Linked DNA regions of Homo sapiens: region 1 is linked to region 2. The links are chromatin loops, found by intact Hi-C in ENCODE. Cell type or tissue: heart left ventricle. All regions are shown on one strand. Region 1 overlaps CCDC34 (coiled-coil domain containing 34). Region 2 overlaps LGR4 (leucine rich repeat containing G protein-coupled receptor 4).

Region 1 (8,000 bases), 50 kb before region 2:
TTCTGCAAAACAACATGCCAAGATCAACCTTAAAAAGTTTATAAAAACCAAAATCCAGAAAATATCTTCCTCAACTCTAAGGACTCCATATACAAATGCAAAAATTGCTATTTGTCAATAATCACATTAAGTGTTGAGTTATTGACTGAGCAGTAAAAAACAATTTCTGATTTTTAAATTAAATAGCTCCAGATAAAAGCATGTTATTTTCCACATACGCTATCTTTGTATTCTGCACAGAGTTCCAAGGCAAAGATTGCTCCTGGCTTTATGAATTACCAGAGATGATGACTTGTGTGGCTGACTTATCACAGGTCTTTTACTCTTCCTTCCTGATAGATCCTTAGCTTCTTTGGGAGGTGGCATATGAATTGGTTTCCACGGAATTGGATTATAAAAGGCTGGTTCTGGATAGGAATTTCCACTGTAAAAACCTAAAATTATTGAAAAATCAGATCAAAACAAGGAAAAACTTTCTTGACATCAAAGAAGCCACTTAAAACTTCTAGAAAAATGTTAAAATGTCAAATGGACAAATTATCACTAATAAGCCAATGTGACTTATTTGAAACTTAAACTCCTTGATATTTTCAAATAAGTAACACTTTCCAAATACAGTAAATATTTAGTTAAAATTAAAGCATAAATGATAATTCTAAGAATCCAAATAACATTAGTGTTAAAACCTATGTAAATCAAACTCCTATAAAATTTTTACTAAGAAATTAATTTTATGATCCTTAAATTCAACAAAACTTTCATTTTCTTAACTCAGTCTGGGAAACTACTGATTGTGTACTAGCTTCCTCTTGTCAGATACTGAAGTTTACAGAAAAACATTTATTTTTCATATGAAGTTATAGTAAATCAAGGTTCTTGTTTAGAATCACAGAAATTCTGAATCAGTGTCAATAAGATTTCACAATATCACTGTAATTGTGATTATGAGTTACGGAGCATTCTTTTGCTAATGTATATGAAGTGTTTAAAGTATTGTGATGTCTGCCATCTAATAAACACATTTGAAGGAAGAACATTTTACATATCATCTCCAAATCCTTCAGTCACTACTGACACAAAAATTCCTTTATTTCATAATTTATAAAAATGATATGAGCATAAAGAATAAAGAAACTTAAGTACAGCATTTGCAGACAAATATGCTGTTTGTTAGAATTAAACTCATTAAAAATGCAAAAAATTAATAAAACAATCCATTATTTTAGCAGTTAACTTCTAGTCAATATGTTTAGTATTCCCACCTAAACTTTTAACTTTACTACCCAATTACTGGGTTAAAGCCACTGCTTATTACTCTTTTTTTCAAGCAAGAAACAAAAAGAAGGAGCGGGACATGCTCAGTAGCTAAAACAGATGACCTTCGTGACATATGAGAGAGGCCTAATCCTGACAGCAGGAATGTGTCTTTCAGACACTGGCAACCCACTTGGCATAGATATGCCAACACTCACTTCACCAAGATGGTCAAAACAAAGTCTGGAATATGTTCTATTGTGTGAACAAAACAGAATGGGAGTATTTTAATAATAAATCACTTAAACAAGTGAAGGCAGCTGTCAGCAAGGTATGAGCTTCCAACATGAAGCACAAAGAAAAACATGCACTACCCTTTATAATCAGACCAAGACTAAAGGCCAATCGGTTTTGTGTCTGGTTCATGTGCTGTCTAGTATTCTACCTCACACAAAGAATGTGCCAAGGACATGGGAAGCTCTGCCTTAGAGAGGGTTAGAAGGAGAGGAGGCAAAACGACCCCTTAAAATATATCCTGATTAAGGCTTTATCACTGAAAAAATGTAAGAGAACATTATTCATTTCTTAATGTTACAAATCACTACTTTAAAGAATAAGTTTGCAGTTTTGTAACTACTGCTTTTAAGAAATACAAATGTGGAGAATGACAGTACATTTGTAGCATCTCCATAGGAACATGACATGTTTATAATATAATCTTCTGGAAAATAGTAATTTGAAAGAAAAATAATTTTTACACATTTCTATTTCTGTCAAAAGGAGTATAATATTTGCTTCTGCAAACCATATTTATGTAAGCCACACAACATAAAAACCAACCTGTAAGTTTTCCATTGGCATAACCATAGCTCTTTGCAGCTGGACGAGGTTTATGTTTCGCATTTTCCAACCATTCTTGAAACTTTTTTTCTGCTATTTCCTTTTTCTCCTGTATTTCAGCTTGCTGTTGTTTTTCTTTTTCCTTAAAATGACAAGACCAAAATATTTCCAGGGATATTCTGTAACTATACATTCCATTCAAATTCTACTGATTTTTTTTTCTCCAGTAGCTTCCTACCCCAATGGCTTACTGGCCATAATACTGAATCATATTTTTATAATATGAGTAGAATATTGAACATGATCATGGACATACATTAAGGTGTCTGGCTCTGAAAAACAATAAGACATCAAACCCACAAAGAAAAAAGTATTTGCTGTTTTCAAAGAATAGTAATTTATAAAATGGCAGTAAGACTTCCCATAAAATGCACTGAAAAATATTTAAAAGGAGTAACAGCAACCAGTTTTAAACCTGACTGAAAAAATATCAACAGGCTTACTATTTCTCAACTTAAGAAAACTACAAATGCATATTCATTTTTGAAGTTTAAACACAGCGTAACAGGATAGCTTCTTGTGTTTATTTTATGCTAAGATAGTGCCAATTTTCTATTAGATACTTTTTCTAAGATATAGTTGACACATATGAACACCAAAGTTATGTATTCTAACTGGTCACTTTAATAAAAATACCTTTTCTTTCTTCTTCCTCTCACATTCTTCAGCATTTTTTTTCTTTAACCATTCTTGATATTTTTCTTTTGCTTTTTCTTGCAAGTATTCTTTCTCCAGTTCCTTTGCTGCTTTTTCCTCCATTTCTTTATTAATTTTTTGTTCTCTTTCTTTTCTTTTCTTAAATAAAAATAGATAAAGTTTAATTGTAATACCAGTAATTATACTCATCTAAGGAAAGACTGCTGCATTCAGCAATTTTCTAAACTTCAATTATTTTTAAAAATAGACATGATATCATGGCAGTTGGCACAACATGGTTTATGAAAATATATAACATACCTGCAATTAACAGTACAATGTCAGTCTACCTGCTGGGCTATAAGTTTCATGAGGTCAGTGACAAAGATCTTGCTCACCAATGTCCACTCAGAGCCTGGGGCAGTACTGAGTGAAAAGCAGGTGTTTGATATGGTTTGGCTGTGTCTCCACCCAAATATCATCTTTGAGGGACCTGGTGGGAGGTAACTGGATCATAGGGGCAATTCTTTCCCATGCTGTTCTCATGATGGTGAATAAGTCTTGCAAGATCTGATGGTTTTTTAAAAAAGGAGTTCCCCTGCACAAGCTCTCTCTCTTTGCCTGCTGCCATCCATGTAAGACGTGACTTGCTCCTCCTTGCCTTCTGCCATGATTATTAGGCTTCCCCAGCCACATGGAAGTGTAAGTCCAATTAAACTTCTTTCTTTTGTAAATTTCCCAGTCTCAGGTATGTCTTTATTAGCAGCATGAAAACAGACTAATACAGTGTTCAATCAAAATTTGTTGAATAAATGATAGTGAGTAAAAATTACAATCTGTTAGATTGTCTGAATCTTAGTATTTTTTAATGGATGCTTACTCTCATTCTAAAACAGGGGCTATATATATATATATATATATATATACACACACACACACATTTATATATAAATATATGTATATATATGTATATGTAAATATATATGTATATATATTTTTATATATACACACACACATATTTCCAGGACAGTTTGTCAATATTAATATTTGCATAAATCTTTGCCATCAGTGAATTAAGAGAGGAGAAGTGAATAATGCTCATTAAACACTGTATGTAAGGGCACATCCAGGCAAATCTCTGGCTATATAATTCTTCCATAGAACAAAGGGTGGCAAACTAAGCACTGACAATCACATCTGATCTACCATCACCTGTATTTGTAAATGAAGTTTTATAGGAATGTGGCCACACTCATTTGTTTACATATTTATTGTTTATAGTTGCTTTTGCACTACGACAGCAAAGCTGAATGGCTGCAACGGAGACTGCATGACCCCAAAAGTTTAAAATATTCATTAACTGGCCCTTTATAGAAAAAAAAATATTGATCCTTGACACAGACTATAACTCAATATTTTTTCCTCCTTATTTAAATGATAATCTACCAACACAGCTAAATTCTAAATAACCAATGACATAGCCAGTCTTCTTTATCAAAGGTTTGGAAACAAATCTGGAAGGCATAAAAAGTATATGCAATACAAATGCCATACATATCACCCAGGCAAATAATTATGAGCCAAGAAAAGAAATTCTTCCCTTGAAAGCAGCTTATAGAATACATTAATATAAGCAATTCAATGAAGACTCAACCAACAAACATCAGTTATAGACAAGATATGTCCAGGGCTGTGCAGGAAAGACAGGTCTTAAAAATCAAAGCTCAGGATGGGCATGGTCGTTCATGCCTGTAATCCCAGCACTTTGCGGGGCCAAGGCAGGTGGATCACCTGAGGTCAGGAGTTCGAGACCAGGCTGGCCAACGTGGTGAAACCCCGTCTCTACTAAAAATACAAAAAATTAGTTGGGCGTGGTGGCATACGCCTGTAATCCCAACTACTTGGGAGGCTGAGGCAGGAGAATTGCTTGAACCCAGGAGGCGGAGGTTGCAGTTAGCCGAGATCGTGCCATTGAACTCCAGCCTGGGAGACAGAGCAAGACTCCGTCTCAAAAAAAAAAAAAAAAATCAAAGCTCAAGTAATTCCCCAAGTTGTATCAAAGTTGCTGTATTTCCTTCTTGCTGGGCAGCCAATAGCTGTGAAACAGAATCTTTTCATGCTGAGAACTCAATAGCCATTGGAACAATACTGGATTTTAACTACTTCAAACTGTCAGAAGATCTACAAATTGAAAAGGACCTTGGAGTACATCTTGCTTAATCTCCATGTGACTCATGACTGTCCTCCACAACTTTACCTATAAGAAATCAACCAGTTCTTACATTGTTTTTAATTATAGCAGCTGACATTTATTGAGTGCTAACTATGCCTGTTACCATTCTACATACTTTATTTGTACACACTCTCAATTCTTATAATCATGATGTGAGGTAGATACCATTATTATCCCATTTTACAAAGGAGGAAACTAAGGCACATGGAGGCTAATTTGCCTAAGGTCATAGAGACGGTGAGTGACAGATCACACAGACATCATACAGAAATCAAAATGGGAGAATGTTAAAACCAATTTTATGCCAATAAATTCAATATTTTAAATGAAATGTCAAAATTCCTTAAAATATGCCACTTCCCAAAATGAATTCGAGAAAAAGTAGTGTCTGAATAATCCTCTACTTATAAAAACAATTCAAAATTAAAAACTTTCCTACAAAAACTCCAGTCACTGAAAGCTTCACTAGTTGATTCCATTACAGTTAAAGATACTCCATATTTTAATAACATAAAATATTATTGTGGCATATCTTAATAGTATCAAACCTTAAAAAAATGATTTTAGAACACAGAGAAAAAGTAAACATATCAAAGCTCATTTTAAGAGTCCAGCATTATTCTGACATCAAAACCAGGCATGGAAATTACAAGGTGATATCAGAAACGTTCCATATGAGTGTGGCTGGGAAAAAAACATATATATGTTATAAACATATGTATATGTTATAAACACATGCATGCTGCATGTTATAAACACATGCATGCTGCATGTTACAAACATGTATGCTATATATTATAAACATGTGTGTTACATATATGCTATAACATGTTACTTGTGTTATACGCATTGTTACATGTTATAAACATGTGTACATTACATATATGCTATAAACCTGTGTTGTACATACGTGTAAATATATAAAATATATATTATATATCAGGAACAAGGCAAGATAACTGCCCTCATCAGCAAAAACATGAAATACTGAGAAATATATTTAACAAAATACTGCTATACATTGAAAACTAAAAAACACTGCTAAGAGAAATTAAAGAAGACATAAATAACTGGAAAGAAAAACCATGTTTATAGATTTAAAATTTGATATTATTAAGATAGGAATTTTCTCCAAAATGATCTATGTGTTTATATTTAGCAGAATCCCAATAGTGCCAAGCACTATTAGGACAGGCATTATTAGGGAAATTGATAAGATGATTCTAAACTGTATATGGAAAGATGCAGGGCAACTAAAACAAGTTTGAAAAAGAATTGAAGACCTGGAGGATTTACACTATCTGATTTCAAGAATAATAAAATTCAGAACTATAAAACTATACTAACAAGTTAGTGTGGTACTGCACAGGATATAAATCAATAGAATAGACTAGAATCCAGAAACAGACCTATAAATATGTGGTCAATTGATTTTAAACAAAGGTGCCAAAGGTAGTTTAATAGGGAAAAGATTATCTTGTCAATATTGTTAGGACAATTGGATATCCACATGCAAACAAATGAATCTTGACCGTTAATGCATACTATACATTAAAATTAAACTCAAATAGACATACAGGTAAAGCTAAAGCTATAAAGCTTCTGGAAGAAAACAGTGGAGAGTATTTTTACCCTCTTGTGGTGGGCAAACATTTTTTTTTAATTTTATTATTATTATATTTTAAGTTTTAGGGTACATGTGCACAACGTGCAGGTTTGTTACATATGTATACATGTGCCATGTTGGTGTGCTGCACCCATTAACTCTTCATTTAGCATTAGGTATATATCCTAATGCTATCCCTCACCACTCCACCCACCCCACAACAGGCCCCGGTGTGTGATGTTCCCCTTCCTGTGTCCATGTGTTCTCATTGTTCAGTTCCCACCTATGAGTGAGAACATGCGATGTTTGGTTTTTTGTCCTTGCGACAGTTTGCTGAGAATGATGGTTTCCAGCTTCATCCATGTCCCTACAAAGGACATGAACTCATCATTTTTTATGGCTGCATAGTATTCCATGGTGTATATGTGCCACATTTTCTTAATCCAGTCTATCATTGTTGGACATTTGGGTTGGTTCCAAGTCTTTGCTATTGTGAATAGTGCCGCAATAAACATACACATGCATGTGTCTTTATAGCAGCATGATTTATAATCCTTTGGGTATATACCCAGTAATGGGATGGCTGGGTCAAATGGTATTTCTGGTTCTAGATCCCTGAGGAATTGCCACACTGACTTCCACAATGGTTGAACTAGTTTACAGTCCCACCAACAGTGTAAAAGTGTTCCTATTTCTCCACATCCTCTCCAGCACCTGTTGTTTCCTGACTTTTTAATGATTGCCATTCTAACTGGTGTGAGATGGTATCTCATTGTGGTTTTGATTTGCATTTCTCTGATGGCCATTTCTTAAATAGAATACAAAAACTACCAACAATTAAAAAAACTGAAATATGGAAATTCATCAAAATTTAAAACTTCTCTTTAAAAAATACCATTAATCAGTGCTTCTTCTTGTTAGTGAAAAAAAAAATACCATTAAGAAAAATTAAATGGGGATTTCATGACCAGCCTGGCCAACATGGTGAAACCCCATCTCTACTAAAAATACAAAAATTAGCCAGGTGTGGTGGTATACTCCTATAATCCCAGCTCCTCAGGAGGCTGAGGCACGAGAATTGCTTGAGCCCGGGAGGCAGAGGTGCGGTGAGCCAAGATCATGCCACTGCACTCCAGCCTGGTCAACAGAGTGAGACTCTGACTCAAAAAAAAAGAGACAGAAGAGAGGGAAACAGGAGGGGAGGGAGGGGAGGGGAGGAAGGAAGGGAGGGAAGACAGAGGAAAGAAGGAAGGAAGGAAGGAAGGAAGGAAGGAAGGAAGGAAAAAAGGAAAAGTTAAATGGGAAGAAATATTTGCAATACATATATCTGAGAAGAGACTTATAGTCTGAATATACAAATTCTCATATCTT
Region 2 (8,000 bases):
CTGTTGAAAGTCTTTGTTATCAATAAACACCTGTATAATCAAAAGATCTCCTTTCTCTCTGTTCTAACTTACCAATAATGTAAGTGTTATAAACATATTTTAAAACTGAGAAAAACCTAGGAAAGTTAATCTTTGAGATCTTTTAATAGTCAATAAAAATGTAATCTGATGTTAAAAAATTTCTAATGGAGATAATTATGACATGTCATTTTAATACCCTGCTGAGGTAATGTTTTAGTTATTTTAACTTTATGGGAGGCAATTATGCTACCTTTTTATTAGTATCAACAATTGGCTTTCAGATTTTATAGTCATTATCAAACATACACTTGCATCAAACCACTTCTGGTCAATTTCAATCCCTAATGAACTTTGCTTCTTTTAAGCACTATTCAAAACCACAATGAAATCTTTCATGTAATTCAGATCTGAAGAACAGATTTTCAAAATGACTCAAGTGCTGATAAGACTGTTTTACACCATGAGAGAACTTTAACTCTATCTAACTTCACCACTGCACCCACTCTACTAACAAACGTATGAACATTTCCTCCTTAAAGAAAACAGGCCTGACACAGAGCAGCTCTTTGTGTTTCTGATGTATATGAAAACATCCCAAAGCCTTTAAAAAAAAGTTTGTTTTACCTCCACTCCATACACTCATCCCAATTTTGGAGATAATTTAAACTAAGCAATTTGCTCCATGAATGATAAGCACAGTATGCTTTTCTAAAACATGAAAGAGAAACCTATGATTTCTGTGAAAAACATCACTTTAAATCATCTACATTACCAATAAATGTCTCGTACTTTAATGTACTTATTGACCACAAATTAGAGAGAATATTTGTATTTTTTTGGTAATTTTTCTGTTCTACAGTTGAAAATGAGATTTTAGTCTTCTCTTTATTACCCTTTAAACTAGACAAAATAATTGAGTATTTTGATTATTAAATCTTACAAAATGACAATTCAATATGAAGGTCTTGAAGTAAAATATATTCTTAAGAAGCAAAAGAAAACATGACTATTTAAAATGCCTGATGAATTCAGGTCCAAGAGAGGTCAGATGACTTGTCCTGTGTATATCCACCCGAGGTGAGAGAGTGTGTGAAGTCAGCCGAATAACATTTCTATAAGGGAACTCATTCCCATTGATTCATTTTAAGAGTCTACCTAGAACATACCCAATTAGCTGTGGTGAAAAACAAATCCTTATGTTCCATAACTTACCATTTTAGTGAAGGAAGCTACTTAATACAACCACCTTAAATTAAACTTTCATTTCAACTAAGAATTGAATGGCCAACACCGTGGATATTCCTTGTTTATGGGTTAGATACAGTTTAAAGTTTAACTTTACAGCATATATTTTTATTTTCACATTCATTGCTCATTAACTACTAGAATATCTAATCTAAAATCAAATGGTAACCTATAATTTATAATTTCCAGGGATGTCTCTTTGGTGCCGTTAAAAATGGCTTTATGTTAGCAAACTGATGGGACAAGCAGCTCAATCATTTTCACGCTGTATTTTCTAACTTGCGTGCATTTCCTACTATTTGCAGTTATTTCAAAGTATAATACAAAACCTAAGAGACAAATTGTATGCAAATATGTGATGTCGCTAAAACACAATTTTATACCAGCACACATAAGGGTGATAACTATTAACATTTTTTATTCAGAGTGCTTCTGGGGAGATTATTTGTTATTTAAAATTAGACTTCTGAATTCTACCTTTAAAAAGAAAACCAGCATTACTTCTAGGATATAGCCTAGGGTTCTGCATTTTAGCAGTCTCCCCCTAGTGAGTCTGTTGCAAAGTGTGGTCAAAGTACCACACTTAGAGAAACTATGCCCCAGAGTCCCATTGCATTTGGTATTTAGGACATGAAGTGAGGCAATGCAAATTTGTATTCATTATTCTAGTAGAAGCTAATGAAGTTCCTTGTTTTGAAGAATACTTTTTCATTTTTTCCGAGAAGTTCCCTTGACAAAATTGAGGAATTACAATCGATTTGTTCTGATTATCATTACCACACGAAACAGAAACCTCTTTGTGGCTGTTTCTTGACAGTCAAGGCACAAGACACTAAAACTTCTGTACACACATAACTGGTTCCAAAGGGATGCTGATCACCAGCAGTGCACAAGTTCATGGAAGTACACCCAGCAGTGAATACCCAGTAGCTTTCTCTCAGCCTCTAAGACAAGAGAAGAGGTAAACAGAACCACCTCCTTCTCCCTCACCAAAGGACGTTTTGATAACATTGACTAGCTATCTCTGTTTTTATCTCAGATGAAAGGATAAATCTCCTCTTTCCTTACAATTCTAGTTATTTACATCTTTAACAGCCAGAGTAGTCTCTTGGTGAGTCAAGAAACCAAGAAGTTACTTACAAAGACTGCAAAGCACTCAGCCCTCGAATGGCTTCACTGGGTACTGTTTTCAACTGATTATTCTGGAGCGTTCTGAAAGAAAATTTTTGGTTAGTGAGTAACAAGTGATAGTTACCATTTTTTCTTAGAAAAATTCAGAGCCTTTTTTTTTTTTTTTTCAAAAAATATTTCCAATGGGAAAATGGGGGGGAGGTGGAGGTGGAAAGCATCTAAGACAAGAGAATTGCAAAACTTCAAGAAGCACTTGTTGTAAAGCCAGAAAGGAAATCTATACTGCTATCCCAAGCCATGCCCTAATACAGACTTGCTGGGTAATCCATGTTTCCAAGGGTGGTTTTGTTTCTGGTAATTAAGGCACACTAGTTAATGTTCATCACCCTGGGTGCTATTAGTTAATGTTAATTAGGAGCTATAACAAGTTAACTGGGAGGTATAATAAGCAAATCCGTTGGAATTCCTAATGCCTTTTCAAATTGGAATAAAGCAGAGCCCGGAAACATGGACATTAGGTAAAGCCAATTTTTTCAAGCGGATGGCAGATCCCAAGCTCTTAAGGAACAGCAGGCATGTCCTCAATGCATGTGGGGCCAGAAGAGAAATAGAGCTTTGATCATCTACTAGTTAGGGCCTGCCAAATAGATGCATAGATCCATACTGAAAATGAAATTCTTTTGATTTTTTTGCCTGAAGCCATTCCTGTCACATTAATAAAATGACTGCCTGACGTGAGTCATAACCACAGAATAGAAGAGATAAAGGTCCCACCTAGCTCACTGAACCAGAGAGGTCTAATGACCTTCTGAAGGTCATCCAGCATGGTAGTGGCAGAAGTGGGGGCAGTCAGTTCACCTGTTTCCTAATCTGCCATACTCCAGGCTCCTGACCACTGCCAAGAATTTATTTCCTCACCATTCGCTGGCTATACAAATTGTAGGCATCTGAATTCCCTTGAGCTCTAAAATTATTTTAACATTTGGAGCACTTGTAAGCCTTTTTCCCTTTTAGAGTCAGGTAATTCAAAGTTCTTATAGCTATAAAATAAGTAGAAACAAAACCCTACCAGTAAAACTGAAGTAAGGGTTTGCTCCAATGCATTAGGCACCCAAAAAGCCTAACATTCAACCGTAATATACTGGAGGTCAGAATACGTATTATTTAGAGTTTTAACTTTTGTTAATCTAGATGCAGGGTTGCCTAAATCAAACTCTGGCCTCTCATACTACTCACTGGCCACTCCTTAAATCTTTTAATCCTGAACTAAAAGAAACTGTGCTTAACCTAGTTCCAAGCATGTTGACTACGCAGAAAGAAAATACACAGCCAGCTGTGAAACTCTAAAATTGCATTACTTACAGAACTTTGAGTTCTTTCAACCCAGACAAGGCCTTTGGGTGGATAAAAGAAAGGTCGTTGCCCGCCAATTGTCTAGAGAAAAAAAAAAAAAAAGTAGCAAGAAAAAAATAGTAATTCAGACTTAAAATTCAGAACTTACAAAAACCTAATCTGTGATTAAAACTCTATGTTAAACATTTCTCAAGTCTATCTGACATTAAACGTGGACTTAAACCCTTGCTAAAATGATCCTGTGAATCTTCCAATGAGATAAATGTCTCTAGAATTTTTTTTTAAGTCCCAATACAATAATTTAAGCAGGCACATTTTTATTCTGGTGAGGTCAAGCAAGCCAAAACACATTAAACCAAATTAAGTTTGCTATTCATGGTCACTCTGCAGCTTGCAGTGTTTTCTAAGGGCCTCATAAATACAAGACTACTGGTCAGCAGGCAAGAGTGTTTATACAGATTAGAGCAAACCAGTCTGTCAAGGAAGAATGCTTTTGGGAGGAAAGTCAGCCTGTTATCTCTGCATAACCAAGGGCAGCATATCCAGTGCAAAAGAGAGGCAAAAAGTGTGAGTCATTGAAAGCATAACTTTCCAAACAATGGCCTATATATTTTTTTCTGAAGTAAAGAGGTTTTCCTAAAGAAATTTTGACATGACAAATTCAAGTGGAGATAAAAGTAGAATAAGGAAAGGATAAGAATTCTTTGGATCCTTTTGTAAGAAATCTGAGCACCCAATTCATACTGAGCCCTACTTTTCCTCCTATTTCCCTGGGCATAGAGAAATAGAAGAAAAACTTGAACAGAGGATATTAGGGAGAAGAATCAGGATGCAGGGCAGTGATTCACATAAGTTAACTTGTAGACAGGTGAAGTGAAGGAAGGTTTTCAAATGTGTACTCAAAAATGATGATTGTGTGTTCATATGATCAAACACAGGACTCTCCTGGGTCCTGGTTCTGTCAGGGATACTCTCCTAAACAGCTAGATTCTGTAACTATGTATATATATATTTTAATGCTCTCTTCTACACATGTCTCAGGACCACATAGTCACCAAGTCCTCCTTTAAAATTCCTCTGTTAAAATTTATAATTAAATTTTTTAATTTAAAAAATATATAAAACTTAACATTTATAATCCCTCCTTTAAAAGGTATGTATTTCCACTATTCTTCCTATTCCCTCCCTAAAAACTCTGCATCCCTAAGCCTTATTCATTAATTCATTCATTAATTTAAAAATGAGTACCTACTAAGTGCCAGACACACAACATCTTTAGGTTCCCCCACTTCTAATCTGTTCTACTTGTATATCCTGATTTTAGGGATACAAGAAAGACACTTTACCAGCCTTAAAATGTGAAGTCACTGTGGCCTGAAGCTCTACTTTTAGATGCATTATTTTCTCTTGAAGTGGTGTTCCAGTTACTAATAAAATGCAAATTGCCCTGGGAAGTGTAATCCTTACCTAGCATTAACACAGAGGCGATTGCACTGAAGATTGGGGGGGGGGGGGGGCGCGGGAAGGGGACAGAAAAGCAAACAGCCAAAAGACCCAGAAACCAAAGGGGTAAGTATGAAGAATTATTTCTTCAATGGCAAGAATAACAATGCCGGATTCTCAGGCGATACCACCAAGTAGCACAGTTCATGCTCCTAAACTAAATTCTTCCTAAAAAGTCCTCCCACCATACACTTTGTTTCTTACAAGGCATCCAAGTACCTAAATTCTACACTGCATTGCCTTTCAAGGTTTCCCCATAACCCAGGCTCACAACAGCTTGCTTTGTGCTGTCAGCCTTGTAGCCTTCACCTCCCAGGGCTCACCAGAAGTAAAACAAGAGACCGAAGAAGATGGTTTTAAGGCCTCTTCAGTTGCTTCCATTTTAAAATATTTCTCTTTAGCAAATCCTCTTGGTTCTAGACTAGCCAGCTTTATCACTACATTTTTTACTTACTTATTTATTTTATTTATTTATTTTTTGAGACGGAGTCTCACTCTGTCGCCCAGGCTGGAGTGCAGTGGTGCAATCTCAGCTCACTGCAATCTCTGCCTCCTGGATTCAAGCAATTCTCCTACCTCAGCCTCCAGAGTAGCTGGGATTACAAACGCCCACCACCACGCCCAGCTAATTTTTGTATTTTTAGTAGAGACGGGGTTTCACCATGTTGGCCAGGCTGGTTTCGAATTCCTGACCTCAAATGATCCGCCTGCCTTGGCCTCCCAAAGCACTACATCTTTTAAATGTTTCACCTAGCAACCTCATTTGTACCCCCTTAAACACCCAACTGCAATGCTGCTCCTCTTGAAAGCTTCAGTTCTTATAAATGTGCCCTATGCTTGAACACTCGGAGCTCATAAACTTGGGTCACAAGCTACCGTCTACTGGTTGTTTCTTGTACATTAGTCTTGTGGGCCAAGTACAAATGCCTTCAAGAACAGGATGTGCATCTCAAACTTCTGTTACCACCCACCAACATGCCAATTCATGAAACAGAAACTGCTTTCTCAGAAGCTCCTCCTTGAAAATGCTCACCATTCCGATGCCATAGCATCCCAAAGTCTACCTTAGTGCAAGCTTGGTACAAGCAATCTCAAAGGGACCCCGGTCTCACCCATTAAATTCAACTGATAATGCTCACAGCTGTAATGCAAAGTGCTTAAAAGGTCACATTTTAAAAGATCAAATTGCACCATAAAAGCCATAAGAGGCAGTAGCCATCTTTCCCCAGGGCCTCAGATAGCCCTGTGACTGCTCTTCCAAGTGTTAAAAAGCTAGAGTCCTCCAAAAAAGAAACACTATAAACAGAGTAAGGCTGTTACAGGATTCTTATTATTCTTTTGTCTCTAATATTAGTTGTGAATGTCCTTGTATCTATGGGCTTTCCTTGAGTTCAGCCTATTGTGCTGGGCTCATAAAAAAAAAAAAGTATTTTATAAAGTAACAAAGTGGCAAAATGCAGAACACCTGATTATCTTAACTTGTCAACAGAAAAGAGTGTTTGACCACATTAGCCAAAATATTTGCTTCCTTTTCCCAAATCTCTGCCCGTTTTATAAACCATGAGAAAACTAAAGTCACCTAACTTCAAAAAGCATTCTCTTTCTCCTCTATTTATCTTTAATATAAATGACAAAATGAGCTCTGCATGAGGCTTATCCTGAAATACAAGCCAACGATCTGGAGAAATAAACACTACTAGTATGTGGTGGACAGTGATAATGCTGTCCAAGAGGACACTCTACTTTGATTACTTAGTTTGTTAGTAGAGTAAACATATCCTGTGGAGCCTTCAGGAATGTATCTACGTAAGTTTACGGAGCTGCTGTGTTAATGAGTAACAAGCACAGCAGCGTGGTAAAAGCTCTGCAGCTCCAGTAATTGCACCCGCCAGAAGCTCTTCACATGTTGCTTATTTTATGAGCTAGTATTTCTTATAGTAAACCTTGGGGATGCTTCATGTCTAAAAGCTCAGATTCAGAAAAGAGCAAAGTAAATAAATAGCAAGGTTAGGAAAAAAATCCCAAATTCTTTGGAAGAAAAAAACTATACGCCTACAGTAGTTGCAGACACTGTGATACTGATAGCTGGTACACAAACATTCTTTCATTTTAATCATCTCAAGACAACTGCCCTGCTTTTCTGAGTCCCTGAGTGGTTAGGTGACTTGGCATAAGTCACACTGCTTGTACATGAAGGAGCCAGCATTCCAGTTCTCTTGCCCGGCTGGCTGAAATACTTATCCACTTCTACCTGTATTGTGATGCCTCTGGTAGTCACCAAAAGATTAGGAAATAATTCACAGAAAAGGTGGGGCAGAGTGGACTTGAGCAAGTTAACAGCCTTGTCTGAGTATCAATAGATGTCACCTAGCAGAATAAAGCTAGTAAGGAGAGACTATGCATTAGGAGCCCAGAACTGCAGTTACGGAGAAGTTCCTAACAGACCTACAGTGCCATCCTTCCCATAGCCAAAGATGACCAGCAAGAGGGGCTGAGAATGGGATTCCCTGAGTGCCCAAAGGTAGGGCATGCCCTAAACTCAGTGAGACTTAGTTAAGGATACATACCATTCTCTGTTGTTTGTTTTTTATTATTATTTTTTTTATTTTTTTAGGCAACTCCGGAGGAAAAAGAGGTGGCTGATCCTGAGCAGGAATTTGGCCCTCTATTAGCAAAGACCAGCCACTTCCCATTCCATGCCTGGGTTTGCACTTCTGTGCTATAGCCAACAGTTTTCGTAGCTTCTC

The links. A loop is a pair of places that touch in the nucleus more often than their neighbours do. Peaks named below come from ENCODE experiments on the same cell type or tissue, not always from the same donor. Only the 100,000 strongest peaks of a DNase experiment are listed, where the experiment ranks them.
Region 1: a loop joins it to region 2, with 6 times the contacts of the local background. A loop is called at or near these places in 4 of 110 quality-filtered maps.

Annotation. Positions count from the first base shown.
Region 1 is chr11:27,338,602-27,346,601 of GRCh38, forward strand. CCDC34 (coiled-coil domain containing 34) reads right to left here. Exons shown (of 6, transcript NM_030771.2): 4 at 2,791-2,949; 5 at 2,095-2,236; 6 at 1-434. The coding sequence ends at 220. Among named protein-coding and RNA genes, the nearest start is that of CCDC34, 21 kb to the right of the region's middle. In heart left ventricle, no CTCF peak of the experiment used is centred here; no DNase peak of the experiment used is centred here.
Region 2 is chr11:27,388,688-27,396,687 of GRCh38, forward strand. LGR4 (leucine rich repeat containing G protein-coupled receptor 4) reads right to left here. Exons shown (of 18, transcript NM_018490.5): 3 at 3,760-3,831; 4 at 2,407-2,478. Among named protein-coding and RNA genes, the nearest start is that of CCDC34, 29 kb to the left of the region's middle. In heart left ventricle, no CTCF peak of the experiment used is centred here; no DNase peak of the experiment used is centred here; H3K27ac peaks cover 583 bases.